2 separate regions of the Homo sapiens genome follow, and region 2 is linked to region 1. Evidence: read pairs that join two places in POLR2A ChIA-PET (ENCODE). Cell type or tissue: OCI-LY7. All regions are shown on one strand.

What was found. Peaks named below come from ENCODE experiments on the same cell type or tissue, not always from the same donor. Only the 100,000 strongest peaks of a DNase experiment are listed, where the experiment ranks them.
Region 2: POLR2A ChIA-PET joins it to region 1 with 5 read pairs; 2 of 35 experiments call an interaction of 5 or more read pairs at or near these places.

Annotation. Positions count from the first base shown.
Region 1 is chr19:46,043,632-46,046,131 of GRCh38, reverse strand. It overlaps a transcript of IGFL4 not described here. Among named protein-coding and RNA genes, the nearest start is that of IGFL4, 3.9 kb to the right of the region's middle. In OCI-LY7, no CTCF peak of the experiment used is centred here; no DNase peak of the experiment used is centred here.
Region 2 is chr19:45,697,753-45,700,252 of GRCh38, reverse strand. QPCTL (glutaminyl-peptide cyclotransferase like) reads right to left here. Exons shown (of 7, transcript NM_017659.4): 4 at 1,554-1,706; 5 at 1,353-1,452. Among named protein-coding and RNA genes, the nearest start is that of QPCTL, 6.3 kb to the right of the region's middle. In OCI-LY7, no CTCF peak of the experiment used is centred here; no DNase peak of the experiment used is centred here; H3K27ac peaks cover 979 bases.

The DNA.
Region 1 (2,500 bases):
GAAATTCTTTTAAGAATGTTGAATATTGGCCCCCAATCTCTTCTGGCTTGTAGGATTTCCACTGAGAGGTCCGCTGGTAGTCTGATGGGCTTTTCTTTGTAGGTTACCTGGCCTTTCTCTCTGGCTGCCCTTAACATTTTTTCTTTCATTTCGACAATGAAGAATCTGCTGATTATATGTCTTGGGGTAAATCTTCTTATGGAGTATCTCACTGGGGTTCTCTGTATTTACTGAATTTGAATGTTGGCCTGTCTTGCAAGTTTGGGGAAGTTCTCCTGGATGATATCCTGGAGTATGTTTTCCAACTTGGTTCCAATTTCCCTGTCTCTTTCAGGTACCCCAATCAGTCATAGATTCTGTCTCTTTACATATTTCTCAGAGGTTTTGTTCAGTTCTTTTTGTTCTTTTTTCTCTATTCTTGTCTGCCTGTATAATTTCAGAAGGACGGTCTTTAAGCTCTGAAATTCTTTCCTCTGCTTGAACTATTCTGTAACTGATACTTATGATTGCATTGTGAAGTTCTTGTGTTTTCCAGTTCCATTGGGTCAGTTATGTTCCTCTCTAAACTGGCTATTCTGTCAGCTCCTGTATAATTTATCATGATTCTTAGCTTATTTGCAATGGGATACAACATCCTCCTTTAGCTCAGTGAAGTTCATTATTACCCATCTTTTTCTTTTTTTTTTTTGAGACAGAGTTTCACTCTTGTCACCCAGGCTGGAGTGCAGTGGCGCGATCTCAGCTCACTGTAACCTCTGCCTCCCGGGTTCAAGCGATTCTCCTGCCTCAGCCTCCTCAGCATCTGGGATTATAGGCATGTGCCACCATGCCCAGCTAACTTTTGTATTTTTAGTAGAGAGGGGGTTTCACCATGTTGGTCAGGCTGGTCTCTAACTCCTGACCTCGTGATCCACCTGCCTCGGCCTCCCAAAGTGCTGGGATTAAAGGTGTGAGCCACTGCGCCTGGCCTATTACCCACCTTCTTAAAACTACTTCTGTTAATTCAGCCATCTCGGTCTCAGCCCAGTTCTGTGCCCTTGCTGGAGAGGTACTGTGGTCATTTGGAAGAGAAGAAGCACTCTGGCTTTTTGAGTTTTCAGCATTTTTGCATTGATTCTTTCTCATCTGTGTGGGTTTACCTTTGATTTTTGAAGTTGCTGACCTTTGAATGAGGTTTCTGTGGGGTCTTTTTTGCTGATGTTGTTGGTGTTTTCTGTTTGTTTTTCTTTTAACAGTCAGGCCACTATTCCACAGGGCTGCTGTGGTGTGCTGGGGGTTTGTTCAAGACCCTGGTTGCCTCCGTTTTTCCCGTACCTGAAGGTGTCACCAGTGAAGGCTGCAAAACAGCAAAGATGGCAGCCTGCTCCTTCCTCTGACCAGTTGTTGACCCAAACGTCCCTGTAGGAGGTGGCTGGAGACCCTTGTTAGGAGGTCTCACCCAGTCAGGAGGAATGGGGTCAGGGAACCACTTAAAGAAGCAGTCTAGCTACAATCTGGCAAGGCAGATGTGCTGTGTTGTGGGGAACCCTTCCTCATCTGGACCATTTGTATTCTCCAAAGCTGGCAGGCTAGAATGGCTGAGTCTACTGAACCACAGAGATGGTGACTGCCCCCACGACACCCCCACCCCAGGAACTTGGTCCTGACCCAGGCAGACTCCGGCCTGTTGCTGTTGGCTGGCTGGAATTCCAAGCCACTGGGTCTTAACTTGTGAGGTGCTGTGGAAGTGGGGTCCACAGAATGACACTGCTTGGTTCTCTGGATTCAGCCCCCTTCATAGAAATATGTATGGAGGGATGTCCTCCCTTGCTGCAGATCCCAGGGCCAGAGTACGTAAAACTCCTGGGTCTCTGTGAGTGCCCCTGTGGCCGCTCTGCCAAGACTCCACACAGCTCTGTGTATTGGACCCAAATCTCTGGGCGTGGGCTTATGTGGGGATCTCTTGATCCTAAGGTTGCAAATATCCATGGGAGAAGCATGGTTTCCCAGGCAGGGTTGCACAATCACTCACTGCTTCACTTGGCTGGGGGCAGGAGTCCCCATACCTCCACACTGCTCCTGGGTGGACCATCACCCTACCCTGCATTTCTTCGTTCTCCATGGGTTGAGAGTGACAACCTGTATATTTCAGTTGAAGATGCTGAATTCACTCACTCCTTTCATTCCTCTCTGTGAGTGCGGTGGACCACAGCTGCTTCTAGTCAGCCATCTTGCCCGCTTCCTGATCTATCCATTTTTTAAATGGACAATGTTTTTTGTATCTTTTCCCTAAGTCATAAGGATTTTTTTTATGTTTTCTTCTAGAAAATGTATAGTTTAACTTTTTATATCTAGATCATTTTGGAGTTAAATTTTGTAGGAAGTGTAAGCTTTGGTAGAAGATTTTTTTTTTCATATGCATGCCCATTGTCCCACACCATTTGTTGAAATGACTATCTTTTCCCACATTGAATTGCTTTTGCATCTTTGTCAAAAGTCAATTTGCCATGTTTGTTTGGGT
Region 2 (2,500 bases), 350 kb after region 1:
GGCTGGTCTCAAACTCCTGACCTTGTGATCCACCTACCTTAGTCTCCCAAAGTATTGGGATTACAGGCGTGAACCATTGCGCCCAGCCAAGCCTTTATTTTTAAAAACAATTTTTAATTTTTTTAATTTTAATTTTTATTATTACTTTTTTTTGAGACAGAGTCTCACTCTGTCCCCAGGCTGGAGTGCAGTGGTGTGATCACAGCTTACTGCAGCCTCGACCTCCCAGACTCAAGTGATCCTACCACTTCAGCCTCCCAAGTCACTGGGACTGCAGGCAGGTGCCACCATGCCTGGCTAATTTTTTTTTTTTTTTTTTTTGAGATGGAGTCTCGCTCTGTTGCCCAGGCTGGAGTGCAGTGGCGTGATCTCGGCTCACTGCAACCTCCGCCTCCCAGGTTCAAGCCATTCTCCTGCTTCAGCCTCCCGAATAGCTAGGATTACAGGCACATGTCACCACGCCCAGCTAACTTTTTGTATTTTTAGTAGAGATGGGGTTTCGCCCTGTTGGCCAGGCTGGTCTCAAACTCCTAACCTCAGGTGATCCACCCGCTTTGGCCTCCCAAAGTGCTGGGATTACAGGTGTGAGCCATCGCGCCTGGCCTAATGTTTGTTTTTATTTTGTAGAGACAGGGTTTCGCCATATTGCCCAAGCTGGTCTGAAACTCCTGAGCTCAAGTGATCCACCTGCCTCTCAAAGTGCTGGGATTACAGGTGTGAGCCACCAAGCCCAGCCTTTATTTTATTTTTATTTTTTATTTTTTTGAGACAGGATCTCATTCTGTTGCCCAGGCTGGAGTGCAGTGGCGCAATCTTGGCTCACTATAGCCTTGACCTCCCAGGCTCTAAGGATACTCCCCAGTAGCTGGGATGACAGGTGCATGCCACTGCACCCAGCTAATTTTTTTTTAAGAGATGGGGTCACCAGGCACGGTGGCTCACGCCTGTAATCCCAGCACTTTGGGAGGCTGAGGTGGACGGATCACGAGGTCAGGAGTTCAAGACCAGCTTGGCCAACATAGTGAAACTCTGTCTCTACTAAAATACAAAAATTAGCTGGGCATGGTGGCATGCGCCTGTAGTCCCAGCTACTCGGGAGGCTGAGGCAGGAGAATGGCTTGAACCTGGGAGGTGGAGGTTGCAGTGAGCCAAGATCATGCCACTGCACTCCAGTCTCAGTGACAGAGCGAGACTCCATCTCAAAAAAAAAAAAAAAAAAAAGATGGGGTCTCCCTATGTGGCCCAGACTGGTGGATGAGCCTTTAGAGTGTAGGTGCCTGTCCTACCCCAGCCCACCGCCCTGTACCCCATACCCCAGGTGGGCTGGGGCCCACCTCCGCATTCACCCTTACCAATGCTCCTCAGCCGATGGAACCAGCGGACCGTGCGAGGGAAGTGGCTGTAGAAGGTGGGATTGGGGGCTCCCAGGAGATCAAGAAGCATAAAGAGCTCCTAAGGAGAAAGGCTAGGACTGGAGGGGCCCGTGCAGGATGACGCCAGCCCTGCTTAACCTGCTCCCTCCCTCGCCAGAAGCCAGGGGACCCTGGTCTTACAATAGCCTGGATCCTGGTGGGGCCGGGGCTGTGAGGTATAGACTCCATGAGCTGGGCCAGGTGCCGGGAACCGTAAAGGGAGTCCTTGGGTCCCCACTCCTTCAGCGCCTCTTCACCATCCAAGAAGAGCAGTTGCAGGGTCACCGGGGCTGCCTGTGGGAGCAGCAGGGGGGTGGCCAGAGCCAGCTCAGGACTAGCCCTCAGCCTCAACATACCCACACTTCTTGCCCGCTTGCATGCTTAAGAGAACACATAAGGTGTCCTCACTCATAGAACGTGGTAGCCAAGAGCACAGATTCCGAGTCAGTTGTCTGGGATCAAATCCGTACTTGGCTGCTTCATAACAAAGCAGGCATGGGGAAGTTACTAACTTCTGGAAGGATCAGTTTCTTCATCTATAAATGGGGTTAATAAGAGGTTTTTTGTTTTTTTTTTGTTTTTTGTTTTTTTTAGAATAAATCTTGCTCTGTCACCCAGGCTGGAGTGGAATGATGCAATCTTGACTCACTGCAACCTCCACCCCCTACCTCCCAGGTTCAAGAGATTCTCCTGCCTCAGCCTCCCATACAGCTGTGACCACAGGTTCCCGCTATCATGCCTGGCTAATTTTTGTATTTTTAGTAGAGACAAGCTTTCACCATGTTGGCCAGGCTGGTCTCGAACTCCTGACCTCAAATGATCCACCTACCTCAGCCTCCCAAAGTGCTGGGATTACAGATGTGAGCCACCGCGCCCGGCAATAACAGTTCTTTTCAAAGGGTAAGGTTTGAATCCAGGTCTTAGAACAGTGCCTGGCATATAACTAAATAAGGGTTATCTCTGATTATTATTCCTCAAGCTCAGTTTGGTGAACCAGATAGATCCACAAATGAATAATTATACAAACAGTGAAATGCAGTTGAGACAAATGCTTCTAAGAACTATAGAGTCCTGAGAGGGCATAGGAA